Linked DNA regions of Mus musculus: all the other regions are linked to region 2. A link is a loop called in an ENCODE intact Hi-C map of the cell type or tissue named here. Cell type or tissue: gastrocnemius. All regions are shown on one strand. Each heading gives the region's core, and the rest is flanking DNA. Links, peaks and the distances in the headings are about the cores only. Region 1 holds the start of Mios (meiosis regulator for oocyte development). Region 2 holds the start of C1galt1 (core 1 synthase, glycoprotein-N-acetylgalactosamine 3-beta-galactosyltransferase, 1). Region 3 has its middle 15 kb from the start of Gm35446.

Region 1 (5,842 bases), core at 322-5,321, 360 kb after region 2:
CAAGGCCAGCATGGGACAAAGCAAATTCTAAATCCAGGCATGGTGGTATACACCTTTAATCTGGACCATAAATTCTGCCGGAGGCCTTCATAAGGAGATTGGAAGAAGGAAGGCTTTTCTTCTCTTTCTCCTTCTTGCACTTATTTTCCAGGACATCTGTTGGAGCTTCTTCAGGATTACAGCTTATATAGAAGACCAGCTGAAACAACTAGTCTCTTGGAACTGAGCAACTACTATATTCTTAGACTTCTCATTCACAGCTGTTTATTGTTGGGTTAGTTGGACTGCAGACTGTAAGTTATCTCAATAATATAATATAATTTCCTAAGTTCTGTGACTCTAGAGAGCCCTGACTAATACAGAATCCCTACCTAGTAGTTTTGTTTTGTTTTGTTTTGTTTTTTTTAAGTAAGAAGTAAAGTCATCCATTGGTGGAGTTTTCCTCAACTATATATGGCAGGTGTTGATAAAGCCATTAAAAAAAATGAGGTTGGTCTTATGTAGGGATATGTCCTAGGTTGAACCCACCTGCAGGTTCATGTTGCAGTAATGAATCTTATGATACACCCCCTTCATTGTACTTAATGTTCTTTACATGGCAGGAATCAAAAATATAGTATGTTTCTCAAACTCATCCTTTTACCCAAATGATCAGTCACTAGCAGCAGTGCTAGAGTACCCTAGCACACAGACGCAAGCATGGACTGTAAGCCACCTGAAGGGAGTATGGATGTCTGAGCTGAAACTCCTAGTGCAGCATCACCACAACCTAGAGTCTCCAGCATTCACAGGGGCAACCGCTAAGCTTTGTTCATCTCGATTTCTGAATTAACCCCTCGGCGAACCACTTGTTTCCATACCACTGGCAATTTGAGTCTTCATCATCTTTTACTTGGCTATTCTACAATTCCAACTCTCCATGGAAAAACTGGTTATATCACTGTCCTAGTTAAAATTATCAGTGACTCCACAATTTCCTTTATGAAAAAGCCTATGCAAAGACAGTAAGCTAATTTTCAATGAATTTCTGATAGGACTTCTCAATCTCTCCTCACCTCTGGTTTATTCATATATTAGTTTCTTCCTTAATCTTGATGCATATTAAGTCCATCGGTATACATCTCAGAGTGCGGTTAGTGTCAAACTCAGATATCTTATATTTTTCCTATGCATATATATCTATTATAAACTCTAATTTATAAATTAGGTACAGTAATGGCAACAATTATATAATATAATAGTTATAAAAAATGGTGGACCCTTTATACTCTGCAATGATACTAAGATCCATGTATGCTCAAATGTTTTATCTTAGTTGGTGTTATTTGCATATAACCTACATACATTCTCTGTACCTATTTCTACATTACTTATAATAGTTACACACTATAAATGATATGTAAAGAATTCCTATACTACATTTTATAGTAAAACATGACAAGGAAAATGTACAAGTTTGATTGATATATATATATATATATATATATATATATATATATACACACACACATATGTATGGAAAGACAGACAGACATAAGAGAAAGTTATTTTCATGTAGCTAGCCTAGCTCAAACTCAGTATATTGTTGAGTCTATCTTTTAATTCTTTGATCCTTCTGCTTCAACCTCGGGAGTGTTGATATTATAGACGAACACTACCATACCCAATTTTAAAAACATTTTGATCTGTGGTGGTTGAACCTGCACAGGCAGAGCTAGAGGATCTGGAGGGCCAACAGCACTATAATAAATCATATGTGAATCTCTCTCTCTCTCTCTCTCTCTCTCTCTCTCTCTCTCTCTCTCTCTCTCTCATGCTTATAAGCATGATTTGTCAATACCTACATGTTAAGACAAAATGGAGTGATTGATGTATTGTGATGTATTGTAGTATGCTGCTACTTGGTAAGGGTCACTTGAAGGTGAGCACTGACAGACAGATCTGATGGCCCAGATTGCAGCTTGGGTACACTGTGACTATGGGTAGTTGAATGATGTTCAGGATCGGACTGAACAGGACTCAGAAAGATTTCATAACATTCTAAAATTCAAATTTAGGTGTTCTTTAATTCGAATCGTTCACCTAATATTTTCAGGCTTTGACTGGTCAGTGGTTACTGAGACTTCATAAGCAAACTCACAGGTAAATGAGAGACTTGCTTTCCCATTGCTGTATCCTGTTTCCTGACACAGTATTCAGTTCTAGAAGGCCTTTCTCTTCCAGTTGTTTCCGTCTTTAACTTTTCTGTGACCAATCCATGTTTGTCTTTCTTAGTCTAGTGATCCTCAAGGAAGTTCTTCTGATGCCCCACCCAACCTGAGGGAGGTGCTCTCCCAGGTAGCTTAAAAAAGCCATCACTCTTTTGTCCTGTTTCCTACAAGGGTCTTTTTTTTTTTTTTTTTTTTTTTTCTCATTCCTATATCCCAACACGGTGTGACTCAACAAGGCATTCATGACCTCTTTTTGGAATAACTGAAATCGAATTATGAGCCCCAAATCCTTAAGTTTTTACGAAATCGCCCATCCTCTCTGTTCAGTGGAAATTAAAATGTCTCACATATGCTAAAATGTGTGTACCACCACGACCATGGTAGCTGGCTTCAGAGAAATAATCAAATTCCATGAGAGCAGGGTTAAAGAATGGCTGGCTTGCTGGAGAGGGGTCCCGGGGCAGGGCCCACACTGGGCGGAGCGCTCGAGAGGGAGGCGGGGACTCTAGGTTGTGGCCCTGCCCACAAGAGGGCGACGGAAGGGGCTCAACTCAAGCGCGGAGCGCTCGGGAGGAAGGCGGGGTCTCCGCGCGGCGGCCCCGCCCCGGGGCGGTGCCGGGCGAGGGGAAGGCGGGGCTCGCGGCGAGGAGGTCTGCTTCGGAGGCGGCAGGGTGGTTTGGTCGGGGGCCCAGCGGGTGGCCCGGGTCACCGCCCGTGCTTCGGCGGCCATCTTGCCCGCGCCCGTCTCCCGCGGCGGGAGGGGCGGCGTACAGGCCGGAAACGTCTGTGTGGCGACAGGCCACCTCCTCAGGTCAGTGAGTGCGGCCCGGAGCGGGTGTCTGCGTGAGGCCCGGGGTGGCAGCCGCGGCCGCTTCCTCAGAGCCTCGCCGGCGGGTGGCGTTCCGCTCGATCAGTGCGATGGTCACGGCACCGGGCTGCTGGCGGGCCTCGTGTGGAGCCTTGGGGCGTCCCGCGGCCGCGTGGCGACCGTCCTCCGTGCGGCCGCGCCGGGAGTGCGGAGCCGCGTCCCCCGCCGCCCAGCGGCTCAGCCAGGTGTCTGGACCGTGGGAGTCACGATCAGATTCCTGGTTTACCCGGAATAACAACACGATGAGTTCCAGTTGTACCCAATCAAATCCTTGTTAAAGGGCCTGTCACCCCCGTGAGCTCTGTTCCCTACCGACACGAATAATGCAAATTCCTTGAGAGGAATGGCTCAGCAAACGACTGCTCTTGTTGGCTTTTTTGAATAACTATAGTTTAACGAAAATATAGATGCGCAATGTCTTGTGGAGATGGTAGTACTCCAAATTTCCTGAAACTGCTATCGTTTACTTAGCGCGGAAAGAAAGACGACAGACCATATAATTGTATGTTTTGCGTTATGACAGTGTTTTGAATGTGTGCCCAGTTGCCACGTGGGGTTAAGATGCTTTGTAAGTGTATAGACTGGATTCCCAAGATTTAATAAAAATATAAAAACTTTCGTATTTTTTACAGTGTTGTATATTTTAAATTATTTCTTATTTGATAGGTTAAATTAAAAGATATTCTAAATTTCGTTTGCTACTTCTGAAATGTGCCCGCTAGAGAATTATAAGTGGTGGTTCACTAAATTTCTTTTGGATAGTGTTACCCATGTTCTGGTGGTGACTTGTGGGGAACCATTGAAGGGAAATGAACACTGACTAAATTTGAAGGTGAGGACCTAAATTATTGCCATCTCTTAGCCCCTCCATGGATTTGGCAGTTGTCTCCAGCATCTGAAAGCATTCACTTCCAGGACTGGTTGAAAGAACTAAATAGGGACAACAACATCTGTATGAAGCAGAGAACTCAACTGTGATGAGTTGGTGTTAGAACTTTGTGTGGTGGAAATTACTTAGATGTTACCCAAGTCATAAGGGACTTGTAATCGTCTAAACTAATAAGTGCATGAAAGACTTTCTGAGCCCTTACTGGTTTTTGTTGTTGTTTGCTTGTTTTGTTTTTTGCTGTCCTCCGTATTTATATTATGTATGTTAATAAGCAAGGACCCATTTGTATAGAGTGTTAGATTTCTTAACAGGATGGTTATAGACATACTGGTTTTCTAGGGCCATCTTTGTAATGTGCAACTCTATGCAGGAGCGCCAGCCGAGCATTTAGAATGACTAGCAGTTAGAAGCTGCTATGTCACTCCTTGACATTTTCATTTTGCACTGGGCCCTGCTCCTTTCTTTAGCACTGGTCGAAGATGGAAGTTGACAGATAGGCACAAAACCAAATCATCTGTTCTTCTGTTTAGTCACATTACTTCTGCAGTTAGGAGCTGGAATCAGTAAAGCTGTATGTACATGCTTCCTGTTCAGCCAGCTTTCTCCACTCTCAGACAACTCAGGATCCCCTTGCCTACTGGAATTGTACCACCCACAATAGGTTGATCTTCCTCTACTTAATATAATCAAGGTGGGCCACATGCCAACCTGATCTACACGCTCCCTCCTTGAGGTCCTCTTGTCAGGTGCTTCTGGATTGTGATATTTATTTATTTATTTATTTAGACAGGGTTTCTCTGTGTAGCCCTGGCTGTCCTGGAACTTACTCTGTAGACCAGGCTGGCCTGGAACTCAAAAATTCGCCTGCCTCTGCCTCCCAAGTGCTGGGATTAAAGGTGTGCACCACCATGCCCAGTGGATAAGTTGGTGATTAAAAGTAACCATCGCATACTGTAGCCTTATTGTTCTTTGTTTTTGAGACTGGATTTCCTGTGTCTGAGGTCAACTCTGATTCTTGGATCCACTTCCACCTCCCAAATGCCAGGACCAAGGTGGACTTCACCACAACTAGCTTACAGTAACTCTTTTGAATTGGATTTTTCTACATGGCTTTGTTTTGTTTTACCATATATAATTTGTATTAGGAGTAAGATTGTAGAATGGAATCCTAGGCTAACGTGTGTTTATATAAGTATTGAGTTTTTCTTTTCTGTTTTTTCAGGGACATAGCAAGAATCTCAAGACATGTTTCAGAAGCTCCCTCTATTTGTGAGAATCTAGGTATGGGCACTATCCCTTACTCTAGGTGCTATCTAGTTTTCTTTGCTATGGATATGATTTTCTTCTCCCTCATTTTTTCAGTTTTCAAACTTTCGCTATTGTATGTGTCTGTTCATTAGAATGCAGCTTTGTTAGAACAGGGTTCTTATCTGCCCCTAGCTATCACTGTATTCCCATAATTGAGAACAACGTGCATACAGTGTGCTAAATAAACAGCTACAGAATAAACAATACAATGTATTAAAGCAACCCATTTTTAGGATGCTTACTTTGGATCTTCCATTTCTAGAACCAACTATAACAGTGATAGCTTTGTTCTTAGAGTTAGGTTCTGTTGCAAAAAAGACACGTTGATTCTTCAGGAGTAGGAAAAAGTGGAAGCATGAAGAAAGCATAAAACCTTGAACTAACAGTTGTGAGAAGTGTCCATGGACCCCTGAGCACAGGCCTGCACTAGGCAGACATTAACCATCGACTAACTGGGTAGTTCTATGTTATGTATTAGAACTATAGTGGAAACAAAAGATATTTCATCTTTTGTATTAGAAGGCCTAATCTAGTACAAGAGACTTAGCTATGAGGTTTAAAGAGAGA
Region 2 (5,842 bases), core at 235-5,234:
AAAGGTCCAAAAGGGTATTATTCAGACAACTAATAGCATCTGTCTTCTTATTCCAAGGAGCTTTGACATGAATTGAAATACTTTTTTGAGACATTAAATACCAGACAGACAACAATACTAGCTGGGATTCATCTATGTTTTAAATAGCACAACCTTGTCAGCTTTGAGCCCCGAATATGAAGTATATTTTCAAAAGCAATCATCTTTTCTAGTTGATAGTACTGAAAAATTAGCTGACATGAGTGTCATTTCTACCTTCAAGGAGATAACTACATGGTTATCAAAGCTAAGTTCATCAAGGAATTGTTTATATCAGTAAGGACTTGGGGTATATCCTTTCATGAGAAAAGAATATGTGTCAAATACATAATTTGTGAACTAGTATGCACTCTTGTGAGATATTTTTTATTTTAGTTTTAGAGAAATGTTTAAAAGAAAACAAGACAGAACTTTTTGATTATTACATTATTTCATCCTATATCTGTACAACTTATCTGCATTTTTGTTTGGCTTACATGCTTTGAATCTGCATATGCATGTATTGTTTTCATAAAACAGTGACTCTTTTAAAAAAAAGAACACCAAAAACCTAAGGAAGGGAGTGGTCATTTGACCAATATTGTTTCTATTTCCATTCCTTTTTGCCTGTGATTTTGCTAAATATGACTATGCCTAAACTTAGAACTTATCCTTGGGGGTGTTTCTTATCTTTGTTAAAATGATGTTATTCTTTAGTCATTATAACTCTTAATAGAGTTCGGGACTCATAGAATTCTGAGGTTGGTTTTATATTTAGAACACTTGGACTTCCAGGCAGTTTTCTTTTACATTTATGCATGGCAATTTTTTTTTTTTTGTCTGTGTGTGGTGGAGTTAAGCCTGAGCAGGAGCTGAGAAAAAGAGAAGGATGGAGCTAAGGATGTCTGGGAGAGAAGTTGGAGGGCCATGGACCAGAGAAAGGGCACTCACCTGTTCTTCTTTTCTGGCCTGTCCTATCAGTTTCTCATTCTTTCCTCAATTTTCTCATCTGAAAAGGAGACCTTTGAATTCAAATCCCTAGCTTTGTTTCAAGTTTTAAACTTCCTTTGGAAGAATTTTTTTTGAGGGGGGGGGATTTATTGGTGCCGTTCAGTAGCTTCCTAAAACTACACACAATGAATTGGTTCATCACCTAGATCCCAGCCTACTATGGTTGGAATGTGGCTTTTCTTCCCCAGACTCTGATCTCGATTATCATGTGTTAGAGGGTGAGGCTAAGTAAAAGTGTTGATTTTGTTAGGACTCTCCCCTTACTTACCGAATGAACGACGATGAACGGCTCAATTCTTTCTTGTGACTAATGGATTAATGAATGAATGGGCTATTCAGTGACTGATATAAAATCGAGTTCGGCTAGGTCTCCAATATGCTTTCTGTTTCCTGCCGTGATATCTGGCTGGTTCACGACTTAATAAACAAAAATCACCACACACAGCTCCTTGTCTACAATCATAACCAGAATATACCTGTTCTTTACAACTTAGCATCTATAATAGTAGAGGCAGAAAGTGGATTCAGATAAAGCTTAAATGTCTTATTCCAAAACCCTCACTTTTAATAGCTATGCTGTGGTGTGCTCAGAACTGCATAGTTTGAACATTTATCAAGCAGGGCACAGTGTTTCCATCCGGGGGCCTGGCCTTGCAGATGATGGTTAAGGTCTCTAGATCTTACTTCCACTCCCTGCTGCCTCACCAGGTGGCAACCCACTTCCGTTGCTGCCACAAAGATAGCTTCTTGGTACACAGGACCTTTGCCAAAGCAGAGCAGACGAGTTTGTAAAACTCTCTCTCTCTCTCTTTTTTTTTTTTTTTTTTTTTTGGTTTTTCAAGACAGGGTTTCTCTGTATAGCCCTGGCTGTCCCGGAACTCACTTATTAGACCAGGCTGGCCTCCAACTCCCGAGTGCTAGGCGTGCACCACCACTCCCCGCTGAGTTTGTAAAACTCTTAAGTATTTGCCATAGCAGAACAGAAGTAAAATGCCATTACACACATTCCTCCAAGAGGCTTTCTGTCCGTTGTCACTATATGAGTTCTCTGTTCTTCTGAGGCACACATCTGGTTACAGAGCACTCTTCATTATGCCAAATCTCTTGTTATTAAGGATAGAGGAATGCTGTGAAAGGAAAAGAGGCAAAAAAAAAGGGGGGGGGGGCTAAGATTGGGTTAGAGGTCAGCGTGACGTTGAGGTTTGTTCCACAGACAACAGTTTAAAAGGCAGTTCTTTACTTGTACTCCCTGCTAATTTCGCTTTCTGCTTTCCTGAGAGAATTAGAACACTCAACCTCACCAGAAGGGGGCTAAAAAAACCCTGAGCTCGGGGAAGCCGGGACTTCCCAGCCCACTCCGCAGGAGGGCGGGGCAAACACCCGGCGGCCAATCCCCGCATCCGCAGGTCGCGGTGTCCCCGCCCACTCTGCCCAGGCCCCGCCCTTCCCCGGGGCTGCTGCTGCTGCTGCAGCTGCTGCAGCCGGGACGTCAGCATCTCCGAGACCCCTGGGTGGCGGCTGCGCAGTAGGCGGGCCGTGGTCCAGGCCGCGCGGTCGGGAGGGGCGGAGCGAGCGGCGGGAGCGAGCGGCAGGAGCGCGCGCCGGGCCCGCCTCGGCCGCCGCCGCCGCCGCCGCCGCCGGGAGATGATCTGGGCGGCCGCGGGCGGCCCAGGCTAGCGGCCCCTGCCCGTGCTGCGGCGGGCCAGGGCAGCGAAGGTCGCGGGTGGGGGGTCGTCCTCCTCCCCGCCTCCGGGAGGGGCGAGAGGGAGCCGGGGCTGATGTCAGGGACGGCGGGCGGAGGCGCCCGAGGGCTGCGGGTCCAGGGGCTCGGCTGCCGGCGGCAGGGCGACTGAGGGTTCGGGAACGCCGCCCGGGTCCGCGTCCCCGTCCGCGCCGGCGCGGCCAAACAGGTGTCTCGGGCGGCGGGCGAGCGGCCACCCTCGCGCTCTCCGCGGCCCGGCGTGTCCGGCCCGAGGCGCCCGGGGCGGGCCAGCGCCGAGCGGTCCTGCCCGCCGCCCCGCCCCGGGCCTCCGCGCGCCCGGCGCCCGCCAGCTGTGTGCACTCAGGTGCGGGCACCTTCCGGCCGCAACAGTCCCGAGTGCCCGCCGCCGTTGGACCGTCAGCTTTGTCTGGAGCTGGTCGGTTATGGTTGGAACTTTCCCTGCCCTTCGTTGACTGAGTGAACCAGCCAGGTGTGTTGGGGGCTTGCTACGCGCAGGATTTAAAAAAAAAATGTTTTTTGTTTTTTCTTTTTCCTTTGGTAACAAAGTGTGATGGCTTTCCTAGATGTTGGCTAGTTAAACAAAGTGCTTTGACTTTAGATAGATACTCTTCTAAATTAACTAATTTAAGAGTGAGGATCGGGGATTAATGCTTTTGAGCTCTGTCCACACTTCTTACTAGTGGCGTGGGACTTAGAATATTCTAAGATCCCTTACTTCCTGGAAAAAAAATTTTTTTTTTCCAATCTAGATCTTTGTATTCACGGTATTTCCTTTTAGTACATACTGTCAAAAGATGTATTCTGAGTTAAAAAGTTACAAAGTTAGAACTTCAGTGCTTCAGACTGAGTAGGCAACGCGGAAGGGACAGAAGTTTGGTAATTTGCAGGAAGTTGAGGATAGACCACAGATAGCTCAGCCTGGTGCCAAGAAAAAAATGCTGTGCACACTACAAGTTGTTTGATTCTGGTGGAAGTTTGGATTTGGAAGTGGAAACTTGAGTTTTTAGAAGGTATTTATAAACGGTACAATTTTCCAGTTCCTTATCAGATAAATGTCAGACGAGCCTTGTGCACACGATATTGTGTGCTCTAAGCATTGTATAGCATTTCTGCCAGCTGTAGTATATATTTTTGTCCAGTTTAAATGAATATAAGGTTTGAAGTTACCAAACAGTTAACTCTTTTCACCATATGTTCAGTAAAACTGACTTAGGAAGGCAAGTATGACTCACTGAAAAGTCAGCATTAGTGGACAACTAACTTTAGTGTTTCAGATTTTCTTGAAATTTATGTTTTCCTCTATCTTTTTACTCAGGACTCAGCAGTTTACAAATGCTTTGTGGTCATTTCCCACTTAAACTCCCTCTCCCTACATTGTGCTCTTAAAAAAAAAATCAGCCTACAGTTGTGGATAACTTTAATATCAAGCAGTTTAAAAGTACATATAATGAGTTAATGTTTGGCTAATTGTATTCAAAAGTATGTGCTGTATATTGCTTGTGTGTTGATTTTGCTGAAATGAAAATTGTGTTATTCAGCTTAACTATAAACTCATGATAATATAAAGTCAAATCTTTGGTGAAAGTAGTGGTTGGAATTTTGTTGCAATTTATTTATGAATCAAATGTGAATTGAAATTGTTACCTTAATGCTCCTGTTTACCTATTACATTCAAAAGTTGGCTTTTCGGTACAGATATTTTAAAAGGACTTTGAGATTTTAACAACTAGCTTGAAATAAAAGAAAGATACATGTTTTTAATTACCAAATCTGGTGGGACTAAGGTCTTTTTAAAAATTAAAAATTTAAATTAACATGCCAAGTGGTGAGATTCATATATACGTTGGTCATTATACTTTGGTTTTATTCGCTTAAAGAAAACAAGACTTGCTGCATAAAATGTGAAGTTGGCCTTTTATCTTTCAATCCAATAAGAAACAAATGATAAAGTGTACTTAATTTTTTGCATATAATTGAAATGTCACTCCCCACCTGGTGTTGGGGGTGGGGCGGTGTAAGTCACTCAGCTGCAACTGTTTTTTTTTTTTTTTTTCCTGTTAGGTGTGAAACAGGAAGCTGTTCTTTATGAATCAGGGAGTCCCATTTGAAGGTGGAGACACCAAACAGAAACTTAAAACAAATTATCTTGCACCTGCAGTATGAAGTGTAGTAAGGGCCTGGGGAGGCAGTATTAAAGAGACTCTGGATTTGGAAATCTGACTGTTTTTACAATGAAAGCTGTCTGCTGAAGCACATCTTGACTATGGATGAATTGAAATATATAGAACTCCGTGTGGCCACTTGCATTCTTGTTTGCTATGTTAGTTTTCTGAGGCTACCAACAACGGCCCATTTGAGACGCTGGCAAAGCTGCACTGCTCCAGAGGTTCTAGAATCTACCGTTACTGCAAGCTCTGTGTCTAAGGGTGTCCTTTGCTTTCTTTTACACCACCCCAGCCTCTGCCCCTGTGATCACAAGGCATCGTCTCTGTGTAGCTCTGCAAGCAGGGAACTTGTGAGAAATGCACATTTTCAAAGTTCTCTTGACTGGGGATGGAATGCTTTGCTTTAAGGTGGGAAACAAGTGAAGTGAAAAAAAAAATATGAGGCTGCGAGTGCCAGCTGGAGGTCAGTGTAGGATGTCCAGGGAAGACCCCTGTGAAGGACATAGCAGAAACAGTGTGCAAGGAGCCGAGCCAGGGATGCCTGAGCAGGGTGTTGCAGCAGAGACCAGCAAGACCCTGGTGTGTGAAAGGAGACAGCAGAGTCTAAAGTTAAAACCCAGTGGGGAAAGCGGTATAGGCAGTATTGAAGACAGGTCATTTTAAGGTTTGGGCTTTTTAAAATGAGGCTAGGCAGGTTGTAGAGGCGTTTGAGAAAATGGGTGACAAGGTCTGATTCCAGTTGATAGGATGACTCTGGCATACTAGCAGAAATAGCCAGAAGAAAGAAGGGTGCGAGGAAGAGAAGTGTTGGCTGGAAGGCTGTTGCTGTGATTGTGAGACAGCTCACACCAGGGTGGAGGCAGTGGAGACAAGCTAACTACACACAGTACACAATACAGTGCACAAAGGCAGCTTTCCTGTTAGT
Region 3 (5,842 bases), core at 321-5,320, 120 kb after region 2:
AAAACAGCAAAAGCAAGATGGTCATGACTCAGGTTCGTCCAAAGGGTGCCCCACTCTTCCTCAAAAGGGAAGGCCGACTGAGTCAGTCCAAAATTACATCTAGCCCCAGCTTAACCTCACCTATAAGAGGATTTCTGTTGATTAGATAAAAGCTGCCTTTCCTAAAGGAACAAGTTCTCATCTGCCAAAGGGAGCCATTTCCCCTACGTCTGGCAGAGGGACACACAGCTCCATCCACATATGCCTGAAGCTGAATATCAATGCCATATTGCTTCCAGGCGCCCTCGGGCCTGCTGACAAGTACTTGCTGTACATTTCAAGGCCACACACACCCACACCCACACCCACACATTCCCCCCCCCCACACACACACATACACATGCGCATCAGTCTCTGGACTCTTCTTGTCCCACAGATACTCACCCTCCTTATAACTCAATATTTTACCATCCCAACACCTAGTCTCTCTTGTTCTCGTTGTCTCCAGCTTGTCTGACTATGCTGTCTCTTGTCTCTATTCTCTCCCACTCTCACACTTCCCTAGACCTGGCCATGTTCAGTCTACTTTAGCATCTCTACTCTAGAGCGTTCCAGATGCCTCTTGTTTGTTCTCTCTCTTATGCACAATTAAAATGTTCCCTAATAATGGAGCAGTCATGTCGGCAGTTTCCTTCCGGCAGTCCCTCGAATGCAACGTTCTTCTTCTCCTTCATAAACCATACGAAGAATTCAGGGCCAGCTCCTAACAACCTCATTTGAAGCCAAAGTAGATGGGAAAAGCTCATGAGACCTCAACTCCATACAAAGAACTATAGGCAACTGAGGAAAACTGGCAGTGACCCAGGTGGTCTTCTTCAAAGAGCACAGCAATTGGTTGTTCAGTCCCAAACGGTCAGCCATATATATGAGTAACATTGTATGTACTGAGCAGGTTATTTTTAGAAATATATGTGTATACATATACATGTATACATGCCATAACAATTTAAAGAAAAAAAGGCATGAATTTGGAGGAAAATACATAGGGCAATATGAGAGGGGTTGGAGAGAGAAAAGGCCAGAAGTAGCACAATTATATTATAATCTCAAAAAATTTTTTAAATATCTAAAAAGTAAAAAAGGATAACCTCATATGAGACATTTTCCGGAGGAAAGGCATTAAGAACACAGATGCAGAAATGCCAAACAGAATTGTCTTAGGGTTTTACTGCTGTGAACAGATACCATGACCAAGGCAACTCTTATAAGGACAACATTTAATTGGGGCTGGTTTACAAGTTCAGAAGTTCAGTCCATTATCATCAAGGTGAAAATATGGCAATATCACCCAGGCAGGCATAGTACAGGAGGAGCTGTGAGTTCTACATCTTCATCTGAAGGCTGCTAGCAGAATACTGGCTTCCAGGCAGCTAGGATGAGGGTCTTATAGCCCGTACCCACACTGACACACCTACTCCAACAGGGCCACACCTTCTTTCTAACCATACCACTCCCTAGGTCAAGCATATACAAACCATCACAGGAATTCTGCTAAGTCTTCCTGTTTATCACCCAAAACCTTTCCTATCCATTCTTCTCGGAATTCATTACAGTTTGAGAAGGCCTAAACCAAAAATCAAAACTCTGAAATTCAGCTAGGTCTAAGACATTTTGAATACTAGTATGCTATCATAGTGGAAAATTTCATCCCATAAAACCTTGTTTCATGTACAAAATTCTTTTAAATGTTTTAAATTACTTTTAGATTAATGTATAAGGCATATACTAAACATTAATTAATGCCATGCTTAGACTTATTATCTACAGGTAATTTTTTTACATTTGTAAATTCTACAACCAGAAAAATAATCTAAAATCCAAAACACTTCTAATCCCAAACATTTTAGGAAGGCATAATCCCTTTTAGAAAAGGGATACCTGGCCTGGATAAAACATATCCAAAGTTGCCTAGGTTTAGGAGAAGGGCTGTTTATTTCCTGATGAAAGTTCCCATGTCAAGTAGAACTTAAGACAAAATTTTGTGCTTTTTTCTTGTTGCTTTGTCCTTACAGGAGCTGTGGCTGTGAAGCTAGGGAAAATGGAGAAAAGCAGTCTACCTGATGCAGAATCTTGGAAGCCGTTTCATTTGTGCTTGAAATCCGCAGATAAACTGTTATAAACTGTTGTCTCCCTGTGCTTGTCCATCACTAAAGGTATCAGAGACAATCAAAACAAAAAGCTGGATGAGCCAGGGGAAGGAGGATGAGCAAGAAGAATTTCTGATTGACTTCCATGAAACACAGGACTCTAGACCTCTGACTTTCCCAACCTAACCTATCACCCACCCCCTAAGACAATCTATTCATTCACCCATTTAACTCAGACAAACTCATTGGGACACTTTAGTACACACAGGATACTGTGCTGGCTTCTGGGGATATAGAGAGCAAGACCTACAAGGCACTGGACCTTAGAAGAGGCAACCAAAACTAAACAAGCAATGTGGGACAGAGTCACTGTGGGGAAAAATGACCCTAGACAGCTCAGTCGGAGAAGGTCATGGCCCTTAATCAGAGACGTTAAGTTATGAAGAGCAGAGCAGCCATGCAAAACGCTGAAGAGGAGCCTCCAAGACTGAGGGAAGAGAAAGGGTAATTACTCTGCAGAAGGAAGGGGTCTCGTTTGTACAGTGGCAGAGATAATGAGAACAGGCATGGCGAATGAAGGGAACGGTTCAACATCTGTGTCCCACTATGCCCTGTCTTGTATGTTTAATGAGAGGTCATTGAATGTGGTTCACTACGATGGCTAAATATGTCTTCAATAAATAAAGACCACAGAGGCTGCCGCAGGAGAAAACATCCTCTGTCAAGAGTCACAGGAAGGGGGGTTGGGGGTGACTAAGGAAGACTGAGGGAGTTCTTCCACAGCTCTGTTGTGCAGCCCTCAGCAGACAGCAGCAGAATTACAGCGTTGGGAAGCAGGGTGTAATTCCTGTCTGGAACCCTTTGGCACGTTGCCAAAGAACTTGAAACTGATTTATCCTCAGTAGACTTTGTGTCTTTTCTGCTAGGTATGTGTGGCCAGCAAGCAACACCTGCAGCCATCTGGACATGCACATCGCTCCTCCTCCTGCTGCTGGCCTCTGCTGTTCAGCTCATGCTAAGAGTCTCTAGGGATAAGTCAGACAAAGATTTTGGTTTTCTGCTGGGGAGTTTTCCTCCTACGTTTCTTTGAGATGCTCCAGTCAAGCTACTACTTATTTTGACGTAACAACCGACAATCTAGATTTGCCTCAACCCCTGGCCATGTGCCCACCTGACATTTCTCTTGCTCTTGGGCTGACCAGCAGTTCTACCATATGAGAGTCTGCCGTCGCTCATCACCATTTGTGGATGGTGCTCCTGATGCACTGACATCAACTTCTTTTGACTTGGCTTCTGTCACTGAGGCACCTATGCACATTCCCAGTTGTTTTTTCACTGGGCCCCATTTTCTAGTTAGGAAGGTCTGGGGACTTCCCTGGGTGTATTTTCTGCCTACTTTTAATATGTCACTAGTTGATCCAAGATTGCTTTTGTCCCTTCTCCCAAGAGTCAGAGAGAGTTCCCTTTCCAATTAGATTCACATATTCCCTAATATTGGAGAATTCTCAAAACAGACATAAAAATGAGGTCTAGGCTGTGGCCTTTATTTCACACACGTAAAAATAATGTGTGATTACCTAAGGCTTGCAAAAGCTTCTTCAGTTCTTCATAATTACTCTTCAAATACCACTAATTGCTTCAACCTTTCATCTTGAACATGAAGCATTACTCAATGAACCACAGAAATGGATGAAGAGATTATATCTCATTGGGGGCAGCCACACTACTTATGCATCTCAAATGACAAGGTTTATGCTCTACACTCTCTGACTCCTTGCACATCTTTGTCTTGCAAATGTTGAGATAGATAACAGACACCAGACTGAGAAATGACTTCTTCACTATAACCTAAAAACTTAGACCAGCAAGGTTCTCTTGCCAATCTAAAAGTCTAATAATATAATTTAAGGAACTAGATTCAGCAGAAGTAAAAATGACAATCCTGATTTGTAAGAGGCTCCCCAGTATTGAAGGAGAGGATGGAAATTATCCCATAAGTAAGTAGGCCTCTTTTGTAGAATGCAAGAGAAAGCATGCTTTCTAGGCCCCTGGCTTCCTGTTTACCTTTCTAGAAGAGTTGAAGAAGATTGGGTTTATAGCAGTATAATTGGAGGGGGTATAAGGGAAGTAGGGACAGAAAATCAAATGAGGAACTTGAACACATAAAATGAAAACAAACCCAGGAACATCAGAGAAGCAAGCATGTACTTTTCTAAGATGAAGTGGGCTGCCTGCGTTGGGAGCTTTGTTCTCTTGGCTTCTGCAACATTGAAGAGCTGCCTATGAGAGGCACCCTAGTGCATCAAGGTAGAGTGGAAAGATCAATGGGCAAGAAGAGCTGGAAAGGGTGCCATGAGAGGACCAAGGACAATAGGTTTCTGTGTGAACTTTCCTCCAATGAAATCAAAGACCCAAGAGTAAATCAGTGTCCTGAGTGTGGATTGGTCAGCCTAGTTAAGAATGGACTAACCTAAAAATGAGCCCTACTCTAGGCAGATAGCATTGATGCACTTTTGATACAGAGGGCTAAACCTCAATTTCTTTTCCCCCATGGCAAGCCCTTGTTTCTCCTAAGACAAGCTTTCTCAAGTAACACCTCACACAAAGGAACAGATATTGTATTCCAGCGGAAAGGACAAATGCTTTGTAATCCAGGACAGGAAGCATTAGGTAGGAAACTTGCCACCTAGAGGAGGAGGGTGTGGCTGGACATCAGGGAGGCTATAACTATTACATTATCTGAGAGAAGAGCCTGGCTGAAGGCAAATCCATTGTGATGGCTGGGTTGCAGCTCCCTATGCCTTAAGTGGGCCAGGAGATTGGGGTTAAGTGAGAATGTGCTGTCCCTGGTACTTGTGCCAGTAGCTAGAGAACACTCATTAATCATGTGAATAACTTATTAAGGCCCTCAGTTCCATTCTGTGAGAGCTCATTTTCTTTCCCTAACATTGGAGTGCTACCCAGTAACCCAGTGTGAAATGACTACTGAATTAGAAGGATAGACAATAAGGAAAATTACAAATGACTTTCAGCAGTAATGGAAAGGGCAACTGGTAGTTTACAAATAATAGGTGATAGCAATTGCAAAGCAATTCTGTAGAAATTCATGCATGGAGATGTATATACATTTTAATGAAATCTGCTCTCCTAAATTGCAGTTTCCTTTTAGAGAACAGAGGACTGGGAAGGGCCCATGTTAACAGTTGAGGCAAGTGAGGACATACATGCTGAGGCTTTGCTAATCTTAGGCTATACACAGACCCCTGACTAACAATGCAATTAGCAATGTAAGATCTTTATCTGCAGGTACAATTCACTCATATCCATCTCCTAGCAATTCACCCTGCACATGTTAGCAACCTAAGACCCTCAACTTACATTGACACCACCCTGAAGAGTGGAATAAGTCTCTCCTATTAAGGGTGTTCATCTGGGAACTATATACAACTGGATGATGTGGCCTAAACTGGTTTTGAATGGAAGCAAAGTAAAGCAAACTGTCTTTGAATGAAATTGTAAAGTGAACCCTGCATTTACCATCTTATGTAAATTGGGTGTGCATTATAATTGAAATCAGATGCATTATGGGAGGTGAAATGGTCAATAAAATGATAATATAACATAATCTATCAATCAAAACAGAGAAGCACTCTCACTATGCCCCTTAGCAACCAAACTCCTCCACTTGAACCCCACAAAAGGGATCCCCAGACTAT

What was found. Hi-C counts contacts between places; a loop is a spot of excess contacts. Peaks named below come from ENCODE experiments on the same cell type or tissue, not always from the same donor. Only the 100,000 strongest peaks of a DNase experiment are listed, where the experiment ranks them.
Region 1: it touches region 2 in a loop (2.9-fold over the local background); 6 of 42 quality-filtered maps call a loop at or near these places.
Region 3: a loop joins it to region 2, with 2.1 times the contacts of the local background. A loop is called at or near these places in 5 of 42 quality-filtered maps.

What each region holds. Positions count from the first base shown.
Region 1 is chr6:8,206,391-8,212,232 of GRCm38, forward strand. Mios (meiosis regulator for oocyte development) reads left to right here and starts at 2,837. Exons shown (of 12, transcript NM_145374.2): 1 at 2,837-3,021; 2 at 5,190-5,248. In gastrocnemius, for the core only: a CTCF peak has its summit at 2,741 (motif pointing right); DNase peaks (open chromatin) are centred at 2,859, 3,592 and 4,735; H3K4me3 peaks cover 1,847 bases; H3K27ac peaks cover 1,916 bases.
Region 2 is chr6:7,842,174-7,848,015 of GRCm38, forward strand. It overlaps C1galt1 (core 1 synthase, glycoprotein-N-acetylgalactosamine 3-beta-galactosyltransferase, 1), which reads left to right and starts at 3,051. Exons shown (of 4, transcript NM_052993.3): 1 at 3,051-3,221. In gastrocnemius, for the core only: a CTCF peak has its summit at 2,340 (motif pointing right); DNase peaks (open chromatin) are centred at 1,908 and 2,461; H3K4me3 peaks cover 2,978 bases; H3K27ac peaks cover 2,548 bases.
Region 3 is chr6:7,963,346-7,969,187 of GRCm38, forward strand. No RefSeq gene overlaps it. Among named protein-coding and RNA genes, the nearest start is that of Gm35446, 15 kb to the right of the region's middle. In gastrocnemius, for the core only: no CTCF peak of the experiment used is centred there; a DNase peak (open chromatin) is centred at 3,269.